Regions from separate parts of the Mus musculus genome. Here all the other regions are linked to region 1. Evidence: chromatin loops called from intact Hi-C (ENCODE). Cell type or tissue: heart. All regions are shown on one strand.

Region 1 (5,000 bases):
CTAGAAGAGGCCAAAAGGGGGCGCCAGACTTCCTGGATCTGGAGTTACAAATGGTTGTAAACCACCCAAGGTGGGTTCTGGAAGACAAACGCTGGTCTTTCGGGAGAGAAGCAAGTGTTCTTAATCACTGACCCACCTCTCCAGCCCACCCACACTATTTTCAGCGGAAAAACAGAAGTATGGGGTACAAAGTCGGGGGTACAGAGAGAGCGTTCTCTGAAGCTGTGGCGGTGGCTGCCGTGGAGGCTCAGCATCTTCCTGCCGATTGCATCTTCCCTGTTTTTATGCAAAGGTCACTTTGGAATATGAGAAAATGAGGTCTTCATGCTTTGGCCTCTCACCCAGATTTTGTAGAACAGAGCTCCTAGCCGAGGCTTCAGAAAGCTGACCAAATCAAACAGAGCTTAATCACTGCTCGAGTTGGGTCAGCACCAGAATTGGCCATGGGCTGCTCTCTCTACAGGGCCGCCAAATGCCAGGCTTTGCAGGGTCTTAGCAGCAGTGGTGCCCTGGAATCAAGAAAATGATCCCCTTCCCTGAGTCCGATTGGAGTTTCACTTCTACTAGACCCTTCCAGGACCACAGCCAGACATAATCCCCAAGGAGAGACAAGAGGAGCTGTCCAGTGTTTGAGAGAAAGAAGAACGGGCTCTTCTGGGGTTTGGAGGGGAGGACTGGTCAACTCTGGTTCTTAGGTGGGGCAGAAGGAGACTGATTTAGGAGCAAAGGGGACGCTGATGTGCAGAGTCTGGGGGCAGGGGGACAACAAGCACAAATGACATACCCAAGGGGTCACTGACTGAGCTGAGGCCATATCATCCCTCCTTCCAATCACACACACACACACACACACACACACACACACACACACACACACACACACACACACACATATACATACACGGGAGGGTGCAGGATGTCAGTCCTCTATGGGTGATGGCTACAAAGTGTTGGTCCAAGTCCCTTCACAGCCAACCTGGGATTATCAAGGGAGCTGCTTCAAAACTCTAGGCTAGGGGAAGCCAAGAAACTTTGGCCTTCACCAGACTAGAACCAGAACCCAGGCCAAACTTAGCCTCCTGCCCTGCTTCCTTACTCTTGCCTGGCCCTTAACTTCCACCTCAACCCTCCTCTCTCTTGAGTGTCAGGATTGGAACTGGATGCCATGCGCACCAAGGTTTTCTCCATCTTCTAGTACCTTACACGGTCCTCGAAGCCCCTCGTTCTCATTCTCTCTCGTGGTACTCTTGATCGATACAACCCATCCAGCTCACTCACACTCCACAGGGACACACACACACACACACACACACACACACACACACACACACACTGTACTCTCTCAACTTCCATCTACACACCTTTAGATTTTCCCCGTTCTGTAACCATGGCTTTCTCTTTCTCCTGCCAGAGCGCTCTCTCTCTCTCTCTCTCTCTCTCTCTCTCTCTCTCTCTCTCTCTCTCTCTCTCTCTCTCACACACACACACACACACACACACACACACACACACACACAGGCATTCCTCCCCCATCCAAAAGTAAAGTGTAGAAAAGTGCTCCTTCCAGTGGACAGGGGCTTGTGAGGTTGCCTTGTCTTTCCCAGCAGCTTGGCCTCAGTATCATGTACCTTTCTGGGTTTCTTAGCTGTCATTTTCCTTTGTCCTGTGAGGTTACAGGCATTTTCCACCTGAACACAGACTAGCTAGAGAGTCCAGGACTTCCCACACTCCCCAAAGATATACATCAATGTCCAAGGACAGGTTCGGAAGGGAGGTGTCCTCCACTCACCAGTCACACTCCGGGGTCCACCCCTCCCCCCAGAGCCTGGACTGCTTCAAGCTGGTGTTCCTTTTCTGGACCTCTTTAACCTAGGACTCTTGTCTCAAGCTTTCTGAGGGTTCCCAGCCCCCCCCCCCCCCCCCCGTTACTGACTGCCACCTCTCTTTTAACTGGCCAGCGTCTTGATCTGGTGCATGCTGGGTCAGCAGGTCCATTTCCTTGGCTGTCTGCCTTTGTCCTGGTACACAGTGGCAGCCAGGCATGGCACCTACCTGTCTGCCTGCCTCCCCTTCCTGCTCACAGCTGCCCTTGGCTGGGCTTTTGCATTGCCTTGCCGTGGCTCAGATTCACTGGCTTCAGTGTGATTTTATGAAGCTCTTTTTTAGCTTTACATGTACTCAGGAGAGATATTTACTCAAACATATAAAAGCATATGATGTGTGACATACATTTATTTTTGTTTTGCCCAGAAATATTTTTCCTGCTTACAGTTTCTTCTCTAGTAGAGATTGTTTTGGTTTTTTTTTTGTTTTTTTTTGTTTTTTGTTTTTTGTTTTTTTGTCCTGTGTTTCCATAGGCCTGACCTATAACTTCTACAGAGAAGGTTTATCACCTCTGACTGAAAGAGTAAAAGAGAACAAAATAAGCAAAGCCACGATGGTAAATGGCCCCCGCTTTCCTGGGGTTTTAGACTTGAAAAAAAAGAAATGAAAAGAAAAGAGTTTCGTGTGCACAGGAGCACACAGCCAAGTTTGCAGACAAACATTGATCTGAATTTATTTTGTATGCTTAAATGGTATGTGTGTAAGGGGGGAGGGGGCATATAAAATACTCAGATACCAGTCACTCATGAGCTAGTCTCACAGTGCATTCATGTTTAATTAATTTCACCCAAAGCTTGGGAACAAGAGGGAGGTCCAGGTCTGAGTATTTTTGTAAAGAATCCAGGTACCACTGCCTACCTCTTGTTCTAATACAGCCAAGTAACAATTGCATCTTAAACTACTCTGTGTCAAAGCTTCTATGTAAGTCTGTGATTTGGGATATTGTTCCCATTTTACAGATAAAGAGAACTGAGACATAGTCAGGTACAATACAAGATCACAGAGGGTAGGCAACTCCTAGCCAGTGGCCTGCTGTGACCCTCAGATTCCTAAGTCCTCTCTTGGATCTCTACCCTCAGGTGGGGTCAGAGTTGTTTTAATGCATCTTGGGTAATTTTGATGAATAGCAGGTTCTCAGATCTGCCTGCCCCACATCACCATCTCCCAACCCTGCCACCATGCTGGCTGCCTAACAGCCTGCTCCTCCACGTTGGATAAAACATTTAAAACATATTTAAATTTTGGGAAACTATGTAGCATATGGACTTTGCCTTTTGATCTCAAAATGATGACAAACAGATACTTAGATACTTCATAAAAGAAATATTACCAGAAAAAAAATTATAGAAATCTGGCTTTCAGCTTGATTGTGCTTTAATTTAAACAAAATGCAACTTTGCTGGGTTCCCTTCTGTGGTATTCAGGCCTGGGCCTGTTTGTCTCTTGTGATGGTTCTCAGTCAACACTGAAACTGGATCTGTAACTTAATTCCCATCACCAAAACCCAGAAAATGTAGAAATACCTCTGAATTCTCCCCCTGGACTCAGAGACCAAAGGAAAGGAGCCAGGAAAACACCCCAAACCCTTAAACAGCACTAGGCAAGGGGGCGATCACTCTGCCATCCCTTGCTATGGCCCAACCTCTTGCTAGTCCCTGCAAAGTGTCCCCATCTCAGCACCAGTGTCTGCACCAGCTTTGGCGCGCCACCTCCGCAGCAACAGGCGGGGGAGGGGACATGGCGGGGACAGCGCGGGCCTGGCGATGGCCCACATCTCCCTGCCGCGTGGGACACTCGCGGCCTGGGATCAGGTGGCTGCCCTGTTCGGTCCGGTGTGCGCCGAACCGGGGCGAACCGAGCTGAAAGGCAGCTTATGGCTGCTAAGGAAGGAGGCGAGGGCCGCAGGACACGGGTGGGGGCAGGCCAGGCAGCGGGCAGGTGGCCCGGATCCCTGCACGCTCGGCGGCGAACAAGCCACAGCATCTATCCCCCCCGGCCTGGATGCTGCGAACCAACGGAGAAGGCCAGGCAGGAGTGAGGACAGGGGGCACCGCGTGGGAGCCCCGCTCGCGCCTGGCGCCCGCCGAACACACTCCCCGCCTTCCAGCCCTTCCCATAGTTTTTCCAGTACAGCGGGAGTGTTCCTCGCAGGCTTTGGAAAGCCAGCACCGAGGGGGCTCCGACTCGGAGAGAGGTGGCCTTGGGCATGAAGACAACAGAAGGCCACGCGGCCACTCTCGTAGAGCATTACAACCCTGCCAGGCTGGAAAGAGTGGCGGTGCCCAGAGGCTTGGCGTGATTTTGCCCACTGTGCCCCGCGTGCCGTGGAGTCTGCTGACACGAGCACTCTCACCCACCCCACTCCCGCGCCCCTGCGGCCGGAGCCTGCCTTTTGTACTTCGCTGACAGCAAGACTGGCTGATCACACCCACTGGTGGTGGCGGCGAGTGTGTTGGTGTGTGTGTGAGAGAGGGAACATTCCACTCTGTGACACCTCCAAGTACGGGGAAGAGCACCCTGTTTGTCTCCGCAGGAGTCCCACCGCTTATCTCTGACCAAAGCGCTCTTCCAGTTTCCCTGTTGTGGACTGAAGAAGATAAGATAACTCTGTGTGTGTGTGTGTGTGTGTGTGTGTGTGTGTGTGTGTGTGTGTGTGTGTGTGTGTTTAAAAAGAAAGAAAGAAAGAAACAAAACCGAAATCACAGACTCTCTGCACCCTGGCCCTCAAAGCCTGGGAGGGGTTGCAGATGAACAAGCAATCTCAGGGAGTCTGAGCAGCCCCACCGAAGGCCTGGCGAGTGCCTCTCGCATCGCAGCCCGGTGCAGTGGCTGGGTTATGTAAGTAAGAGCCCTCCCTGCGCTCCGCACCATCTGTTAATATCTTGATATTGGAAAGTTCGGTGCCTGAGGCAAAGCCAGGGCTGGCGGAGAATAGCTTCCAGCCTACTCCTTATTCTTCTAGGGCAGGGAATACCCTCCCCTGGCCCTTTGTTCGTTTCTGTCCACTTCCCCGCATCAAGCTGTCCTATGACACACACTCCCTCGGTCACCAGTAACCCTTCATTCCCGTGGGGTTGTGTTTTTCTTTGAGGTCACCTTGTTGCGTGTTAAGTCTT
Region 2 (5,000 bases), 96 kb before region 1:
TTGAACTCTCACAGTCCCTAGCCAGCTAGCCATCTTAAAGCAGGTCGTCCAGAAGAAGAATCCTCAGGCTGAGACAGGGAAGCTCACTGGGAGAGGAGGCAGGAGAAGGGAGCAAGAGGAGAATGCAGGAGAGAGATGGCGTTTGTAGAGATAGGCATGGGAGGGAGTACAAACCGTGTTGGGAGCCCGGGCGTTTGTTACCTTCCTGCCAGAGGTTTGGGTCTAGTGTGTATCAGACACACTGTTAAGAGGATGGCCCATGGCAAGAGCCGTCCCAGACCAGCATTTTGTGGGTCTTTAGGAGTGGGGGGAGACTAGAGGGGGAGGGGGAGACGAACAAGTAAAGGGTTGTGGAAGGGCGTGGGGACAGAAAGCCAGCATTTCAGTGTTCTCTCCAGCACCAGCCCGTGTTCCCAGGCAAATGCTGGGCTGACAATCTGTTAGATGTTTGTGTGACTCTCCCGGAAGCTTTAGTTTCTTTATTGGCACTCCAAATGGTGGCAGACTGGCCCTGATTATTAAGTCAGCACTGGAGGGGAAGACAGAGGACCAGCAAGTGGCAAAGGCAACATTGAGTCCTGTGTCCCCAAGGAAGAGATAGATTCCGAGACAACCTGGATTCATTTCTATTAGAACTAAAAGTATAGGGGGGGATTAACTTCTACCCAGAGGAGATCATTTGTTCATTGCCTTACATTTCCAGTGGAGAACATACAGCCTGGGGGTGCCTACGGTTCTTATAGGCCAGGCTGGAGGCCAAGTTCAAGTCCCCACCTAGAGGACTCCCCCTGCCTCAGAGGTTCCCAGCACCTCCTTGGAGGTGTCCTGGGGAAGGGATTGAGTGGAAGGAGGCCCAGTAGAGTGGGGTCTTTCCCATCCCTCCAAACTCATTAAGCAGTACACATACACACACTCACACACACTCACACTAACACACACATTACTCATACACATACACACACACTACTTATACACACACAAACTCACACACATGCACTCACCTACACACATACAACTCAAGTACACACACACACTCGCACGCCCATACTCACATGTACACTCATCACTCACGCACATATGCACATTCACAATCACATACATACACACCACTTATGCACACACACCTCATGCACACATGCTTACATATACACACACCACTCATACACATACACAGACAAACTCACACACATGCACACACTCACATACACACATACCACTCATGCACACACACATGCACATACTTTACATTCATCACTTATGCACACATGCACCTATAAACTCACACACATATGCACACTCACATATATACACACTACTCATGCACACACACACACTTCTTACTAATATTTACTTCATTGGAAGAACATTTCTATCATAGAAACTAAGGTTTTCTGTTGTTTTTTTTTTTTTAAGCACCATTTATTTCGTCTAGCTTTACATTTTGTGTACAGCAGGATCTAGTCTATAGACCCACTGTTGAGAATACAGGACTTTTTTCAATATAAGAATTATTTGGAAATGATAAGAGGTCTGCATGAGTAGCCGGTGTGGGTAGAGGAGAGACTCCACAGAAGGCAGACTTCCCTGAAATTCGAACTCTGCTGTGCTTCCCCTGAGGGTCTTGGTACTTCAAAGATTGCTAGATCCCTCCTCAGAGTTGCTCATTCAGAAGGTGTGGGCAGAGCCCCAAACTTCACATTTATCCTTTTCTTTTAAGCATGTGTATGTGTGTGCATGTGCACATGCTGTATGTGTGTGTGTGTGTGTGTGTGTGTGTGTGTGTGTGTGTGTGTGTGTCCTGTGTGGAGGACAGTGGGCAGCTTGAGGGAATTGGTTGTCTCTTACCATGTAGGACTTGAGGACTTACCTCAGGTCACCAAGCTTTGCTGACAACAGGCGTCTTTACCTGCTGAGCACTCTCTCTGGCCCAAGCATTTGCATCTCTAATTATCTCTCTGGTGATATTATTGCTACTGGCCCAGGGTCCACACTTGGAGGACAGCAGCATGGGAGTCTAGATAGCTCTGTATGAGGCCCTCGGGATCCTTCACGCTGGACTTCCCCTGTCAACCGAGAAGGGCTTCTCCTAAGCAGTATTACCCTGCCAGAGAACAGGACAGCCACTGTGTTTTAGGACATGGAAGAGCATGTAAGATGCTGGACATAGAGTCTGACCTCAGTGAGAGGGAACCTAGAAGAGGAACACAATGTGCATATTATTTTCTTTGCTGTATAAAACATGTGCTGTCTGATGTCTCCATACCGTGGAGACATGGTGGCTGGTGATGGGGAGGGACAGAGTGCCTGTGTTCGCATAGGTGTTTATCCAGCCACTCATCCAGTTAAAAGTCATTTATAAACATTGGGGTTTGAGAGAGAACAAACTCCATGTTCTCTTTCCTTGTATAAGTATTTATAAACGCCCACCATATGGCAGGCACCGTGCCAGGCACGAGGGGAAAGGCACGTGTTTGTCACCTTCAGCCAGGGAGGGAACAGGAAGCCAGATAAGAGCTAATGGAAGTATATGGAAAATTCTGTGAGGAGGAATGGTTTGGACGGATGATGGATGGATGGATGGATGGATGGATGGATGGATGGATGGATGGATTGATGGATGGGAACTCTGTTTGGATGCTGTGACTCTGGGCAGTTGGTAGGACATCCAGGGCGAGAAGTCGAGAAGTTAGAAGTGTGAAAAGGCCTGGCTTAGAGCCATGGGCTCAGCCTCCCTATGTGTAGCTGTGAATAACTTCATGAAGATCATGAGAACAGGAACATGGATAATTAGAGTCTGGGTAAGGGGGGGGGGGCGACAGTAAGAAGACTGAGGCAGATTCTGGGCCATTAGAAATGTAGACAAGAGAGCAAAGGACATTAAAGATACTTGGATATTTCTGTCCTAAGCAATAAAACTTTATTTACGCAAAACCAGATCTCTTCTGTGATTTAGTCAACATGCCCCATGGGAAAGAGATAATACAATATGCCAGCCTGCTCATGGCCTATCTATGTTTTCTGATTAGAACCCAGCCTCCCCTGGGGATCTTCAGGTATTGAAGTGTCTCATAGCAAAGAGAAGATTATTCTTCATAAACAGCTCCAAACCCTGAACTGTAATGTCCTGAATCATTTGTTCCTTAGTGGGACACACTGCATGGCAGAACACGTGGAAGAGGAGGCCAGCTTCCACCATTTATTTAGCTGATAGAGAACTGATAGATACTACACACACACACACACACACACACACACACACACACACACACACAGGTACATATTGACTTACACACACTCATGCACAGGAATGCACTGGTACACATATACGCACACTCACAAGCACATCCACACACTCACATGCACACACGTGTGTTCTCATGCATGTACACATGCTCATGCTCACATACCCATAACATTCACACTCATGTGCACACTCATGTCCATGAGTGTTCATGTGTAAACACACTCACACACATACACACTGATATCTCACACTCTCGCACTCACGTTCATTTCCCCTCCTCATTTCTTCACCCTTCTTGCTGCCTGTAGGGTACAGTCTCAAATACAGCTGCCATGATCATTTACAGTCTTGAGTAAAAACCACTGCTCAGGCCCTCAGTGGACACCACTCCAACTCACACCAGTACCTCAGTGGCTTAGGGTGTAGTCCCTGCACTCTGTGAGCTCATTCCATAGTGATATCCTGCCTCAAAACAAACCCATGGGGGTAGAGATGGTATTCAGAACACCAATCTGTATATTCAAGATGAAAATATTTACATAAATAATATACATTAAAGTTGGGGTACCAATGACCCTTAAAGTCCCAGTGAGAATCATGGGGGTGAATGACCAGTCGACAGTGAGTGGGGATGGGTAGGACTCTAGGTGGAAGGCTCTATTGAAGCATCACCCCAAGGCATTGTGGGATTTAATGACACTACACATCCTGACTGGGCTATCCTCACACTAAGGCAGGGGCTTCTCAGAAGCATAGCGTTCTGCCCCCAAAAGAGTGCCTGTTATTATATGCAAATTTAAAATTAAGTTAATATTTAATGTTGATCTCTATAGGCATGGGGAAAAAAAGTCCAACTTGTCACTTTATGCCCCCTCTGCCTCCATGTCACACTTCTTTTTATATAACTTTCATGTGGTTATTTATTTGCTTGTAATCTTTCTCCCAAGAAAGAGGCCTCCTGCTTCCAAAACTGAGAACGCATACCTCGATTCAGTGGCTAATGTGGGACTTAGGCACTAAATCCAGGCAGGTGCTTAGGCAGACCCAATATAAAAAGATGGCGGCTGACGCCTCCCAGAGCCCGTGGGTACTGAGACGTATCCTCGGTTTCTCCATCCCAGTTTCCCTCCCAGCCTCTGCTCCTGGACGACGGACGTCCCCACTCACTCACAGAACATCACGCCGATGTATTTTCCCTTCTATTGTACGTCACATACTTGCTAATTCTTTTCCTCTATTCTGCATCTGACCCACCGATGGGGGATTATGGTATTAACTCTCCACCCAGCACACACTCTTTACAGCCTCACACTAAGTAAGCCCGATACAGAGAGGAATAAAAGTGAAAGCAGGCCGTCTGGCCTTAAGCTGAACACACAGAGGGTCGTGATCCAATTGGAAGGGAAGCAGAATTTTTAAAAAGAAAGAGGTTTGACCAAATTTTAATCCATGTCATTTTCATTTCTCTCTCCCTGTGGATTTGAGTGATTTTATTTACACTGTCAGCTTGAGCCTGGGGATTGGAAATCAGGCTTTTATGGAGATTATTAAAAGTACCTACAGTACACTAAAGGTTGTGCTAACTGATACATGCTTCTAAAAATACGAGCCTGAGTGCTCTGCAGCAGACGCCCAGGCTGCCATCTCATCCCCTTCAGAAGGTTACTCTTGAAAGCCGGGCGTGGGGAACCCAGGCACAGGCTGTTAGGGTATTTCTAATAGGGAGCAAATGACTGGGGACGGAGCTAAATTAGCA
Region 3 (5,000 bases), 190 kb before region 1:
TCTTGGACAGTCATCTTGTTGTCTGGCCAGGCAGCAGGGCTATCACCTTGCCTGGTGTGGACTTGGTTGTCAGGCTACAGGTGAGAAGAAAGCAGTAAAACGGGGGTCACATGGAGAGGGTGACTTTGCTCTTCTCCCTGGGGAGCAGGGATAAAGGACCCAGTTCCCTGTTCCCTACATGTTCTCTCTCCCCACCTAAAGAAACCAATTCCCCCGTGTCTCTTCATGGACTTACAGGTTCAGTCAAGGGATGGGAGAGCCTTGGTGAGAGGTTTGTCGGGGCAGTAATTTTGAAATCCACCTGAGCTGAAGTGCTGCCCTGCACCTACCCCGGCCCCTCTGGTCTCCACTTAGGTGAAAATGCTTTGCATATAAACAAACTCCTGTCAAAGACGACTCAACCTTGACATTTCTCTCTCCTTTTCCCCAACTTGCTTCCTTTTCAAACACCTCTTGCCCGCCTCGAATGCTCCCACATGAGGCCCAATTATCAGAATAATAATTAACAGGCTCTCATTATTTAGGATCAAACAATGCCCCCCTAATGAAGCCAGGAATAGCCAATGTGATCCCTTAAAACTGGGGTGAGCTTTCCTTACACCTTGGGGCATCAAATCCACGGAAACCCTGCAAAGGCCTGGATAACATTGAGTCAAGGGCAGTTAATGGATACCCAAGCACAGACTAAAGTGCTCCAAGCATGTCAGTCAAGACTAACCGGAGGCAAAAACATCAAAATGCAGGTTGGAGTTTTGACATTCCTGCAGGCTCTGAACGCCTCGCCAGTAAATTTTTAAAGTCAATATCCCCTTATGTTCCCGAACACTTTTCTGTCTGATGAGTCGGCCTAATGCGGGTGTGATTGAACTGCGAGAAAGCGGGACTTTAAAGGCAGCTTTGAATGTGTGGGGGCGGGGAGGAGGTTCAGGGTGTGTGTTTTGTGTGTGTGTTTTCTTTTCCCCCTTTTACAGAATTGTCTGTGATAATAATGAAGGCAGTGTACACAGATTATCACAGGCTGCGTCTTTCGACTTCAAGGTTATGTGATTAGAAAAGGAGAAAAGCGGCGAGATTAGAAAAGCCGCAGAGCATTTTGAAGAAAAGCTTTTTTACAAATTATCCATGTGCAGGATTGACACAGAATCTGATAGATGGATCTTCTACTGTTTGGAAATGGATAAATGCAACAGTGCAAATAGAAGCAACTGGCAGAAGTTCAAAACCCATATTAACTATTCTAATTCACTTAAAGCCTGTTTCATGTACACACACACACAAACATGAACACATACATGCACACATACATATACACTCACACATATACAGTCACACATACTACATAGACATGTGCATATACACACATTCACATACTCATATACATGCTACACACATATACTCACATACATACATACACGTACACACATACTACACACACATACATGCATATATACATATACACTCACATACATTCATACACACATACTACACACATATACATACACAGTCACACTCATGTACATAATACACACATATACACACACTCATATGTACACTCACACACATGCACATACACTCTCACACACACACTTACACACATATACACACAATCACACACACTACACACACATACACACATACTATACTCACACACTACACACACAGATACACACTCATACACACACTACACATACATACCCAGATACATACACACACATTTAATCATCACACACATACATGAAACAATACACGGCCACTTTATAAATATACAGGACAAGAGTTGGTTTGTTTATTTCTGGATTTGGGGTGAATCTCTTCCTTTCTGCACTTTGTCTTCTCAGACGTGGAGGATCTTAATAAGAACAGACACTAGACATCCAAGCAAGGAGCCAAGAGCCGACTGGGGACTCAAGTCACAGCTTAGTCCTTCTTTAACAAGGGAAAAAAATTAAATTCTCCTGTATCCAAACCCAGTAATATCCACTTCATTTGCATATCTGAGGAGCAGCCAACCTGGCAGAAGACAGGCTTGCTGCCCCACCACGCTTGCCCAGTGACCTCCCTGCGCCTGCAGGGAAGAACGGCCAACCTCGCTTGAGGAGAAGACCGTGCATTTTGAAAGTATCCTTGCTCCTATGCAAAGGCAAAAGCGCTGGGGAAGCTGGGGTGAACTTTACCCTATTTAATTGGAAGCGTTGAGTGGGTAGCATCTAGACAGATTTAGATTCAACTCAAGGCCACCTGACTCAGGTCTTCGAGATATTAAAATATAAATAGATTATAATTGTGCTCTGGGTCAGACTTGGCTCTCGCCGACCTGGTGACTTCAGTTAGGTTTGAGTGAAGGACGTTGTGTTTAAAGTGTAAGATGTTTTCAAACATAAGTTGTTCTTAGTTAAGGATCTGCTGTTTTAGATACTACTATTTGGGACGTTAGCTATACTTTAAGGTGATTTTGAGATTCAGTTTTATTGAAGGAAACTGAGACCATGGATAACAGAGGCTTGCTTCCTGCGTGGATATTGATAAACTCTCCTCCATGAGGGCAGGAAAGTTTCATATCTTGTGCTCACTTCTTCATTCAATCAAGACTTACTGATCTAAATCAAAATCCTAATTTAAAAAGCCGCTCTCTGCGGCTACCCGGGAACAATGTAAGCAGTGTCCCATGTGCCTTCTCTTTCTGACTGCTGATAGCGCATGAGCAGTGCCTTGCGTTCCTCCCTCACATCTGAAGCCCCTCTTGCCCTCTGCTTCCCCACCAATGACTGACTGTATCTCAGACCATAAACCAACACAAGCCCATGCTCCCTTAAGTTGCTTCACCAGCCATTTCATCAGAGCAGTGAGCAACTTATCCAAGATAAACCGGTGCGTGAAACAGACTAAGGCTTGCCCTTCTGGAGCCTCTAATTCTGATGAAGACAGATGCCACTCAGATGAATAACGTAATTACACTGTGTGATGACTACTCCGATCCGCAGCACACAGATAGGAGGGAGGGAGCTTGCTGGGAGCAAGTACTGCCACACTGGGCTTGAGAGCAGCTAGGGGAAAAGATGTCAGCAAGGTAAGGAGGCAGTGGGGGCCTCTGAGGGCGTGAGTAGGGAGGAGAGACAAGTGGTCAGGTTTCATTTATCTTCACGTCCTCGGTGTCTTGCTCGATTTGGTACCTGGAAAATCATCAGAGATTCTTACTCCATCAATGAATGAATGTATGGAGTGAGTGAAGGAAGGATGGGGCTAGGAAGGCCTTCTGACCCAAGCCTCCCATGGGGGTATCAACATTCTCCACAACCAGACTTCCCAAGGACCCCGAGGGTACTACAGGAAGAGAGGCTCCCAAGGTTCAGGGAAGTTCCGCACTTGGTAGATGCATAGCTCATGATTAGGACTCGAGGGTCTCCAGGAAGTTCTGCAGAGACATTGTACGGTGATCTGCAGGTTGCAGCTTCCCATTTGGAGAATGTATTTAACTCTAGAACCACTTAACCCTCTCAGTCATATTGTCCCTGTACTTCTGTGACTCGGAGAGCTCTGCAGGAAGTCTGTTGGGAAATGATGATCCACGTGCAGGACATTCAGTCACTCCCAGAAAAACCAACTCATGCACATAAGCACACACACACATACACAAGCACGTATGCACGCACGCATGCATACTCCATTCCCTTACAGCACCCCCTCCCTTCCATGGACTCCTCTTTTGGAATCCTCCTGCTATGCTTAGAGGTATAAAATCTACTGCCTTGTTTAGAAGACTCTCAGGTTGTAGTGGGGCCTTAAGATACTTGTTTGTTTTAGGATTGCATCTGACCTCGCTACTTTACCACAGATGCACAATTACTGAGTCTTCCATTCTGGTTTCTTAATCTAAATTAACTGTCCTTGTAAGGCTGTTTTGAGATGCAAATACGGCCTGAGGAAACGCCTGGGAGTGTGCCTGTGATGTTGGAGTGACTCAGTATGACAGTTAGTGTTAATTGTTAACTAACAGACTCTGGAATCATCTGGGAAACAGGGCCTCTAGGCAGGCCTGTGGAGAATTATCTTGATAAATATCTTGTTAACTGAGGTGCGAAGATCTAACCTGTGGGCATCAGTGCTCCTTAGCTGGGATATTGAACTGTGTAAGTGGAGAAAGGGGACCGAGTGTAGTCCTACTGTCTGCTGCTGGCTCTGAGTTTAACTGCCGCAGGCTCCTACTGCCCTGACCTCCTCCAAAACCATCAACAGTCTGTAGACTTAAACTTGGTGCCAGAAAAAGAAAAACCCACTTTTCTTCCTTAAAGGCATTTTAATGAGAGCATTTCACCATAGAAATAAGAGAAGGAACTGAGACCGTCACTAAGAATTATCTTCCTTGTCTGCCCTCTCCCACAATTCCTTTCACAGATTTGGAGAGTAACCATCTCTCTCCGGAATCTTCCCCTCACCAGGCTAGATCTCCTCAGTTCCTTCAAGCACAGACACAGACGATGGGCTGCAGAGGTCGCTGTCCTGGACCACAGTGGGCACTCTCCCTGTTGCTGAGCATCATGGGAGGTAAAAGCAGAGAGCTGACCCTTCCTCATCTTCACCGTCCTGCACAAGACGGGAGGGCCTGCATCTCTTGTAAACTGAGAATACCATAGTAACTTTACGCTTTTTAAAAACTGATTGAAAATGTCGCAATTTATAAATACACTGGAAATGCAGTTTTCCAGGTCATTATACAGAGATTCTGGGCAAACAAAGGTTCAGTAATCCCATGACCCCAACCATAAAACTACACTGTAAAAATGAGGTGTGGCTCTGTCTATCAGGAGATGAATATCTGTGTTTTCCTTGGTCCTAGAAGGTCTGTCTTTATAATGAGGGTCAAGCTCATTTTCAATTATCAATTTTTTTTTAATTGGGGGGGGTTCTTAACTGGTGAGGAGGTTTTCTAGTACCAAATAGTCTGTAAAAATCATCATTTTATGGATATTTAGCATCACAGAGTTGTAATAGTGGATTGGATT

Evidence for each region. A loop is a pair of places that touch in the nucleus more often than their neighbours do. Peaks named below come from ENCODE experiments on the same cell type or tissue, not always from the same donor. Only the 100,000 strongest peaks of a DNase experiment are listed, where the experiment ranks them.
Region 2: a loop joins it to region 1, with 2.1 times the contacts of the local background. A loop is called at or near these places in 2 of 42 quality-filtered maps.
Region 3: it touches region 1 in a loop (2.8-fold over the local background); 2 of 42 quality-filtered maps call a loop at or near these places.

What each region holds. Positions count from the first base shown.
Region 1 is chr1:190,174,180-190,179,179 of GRCm38, reverse strand. All of the region lies in intron 1 of Prox1os (prospero homeobox 1, opposite strand), which reads right to left. Among named protein-coding and RNA genes, the nearest start is that of Prox1, 5.9 kb to the right of the region's middle. In heart, no CTCF peak of the experiment used is centred here; DNase peaks (open chromatin) are centred at 2,009, 3,809 and 4,279; H3K4me3 peaks cover 1,728 bases; H3K27ac peaks cover 2,124 bases; H3K27me3 peaks cover 873 bases.
Region 2 is chr1:190,270,542-190,275,541 of GRCm38, reverse strand. No RefSeq gene overlaps it. Among named protein-coding and RNA genes, the nearest start is that of Prox1, 100 kb to the right of the region's middle. In heart, no CTCF peak of the experiment used is centred here; no DNase peak of the experiment used is centred here.
Region 3 is chr1:190,362,478-190,367,477 of GRCm38, reverse strand. No RefSeq gene overlaps it. Among named protein-coding and RNA genes, the nearest start is that of Gm39737, 34 kb to the left of the region's middle. In heart, no CTCF peak of the experiment used is centred here; a DNase peak (open chromatin) is centred at 2,067.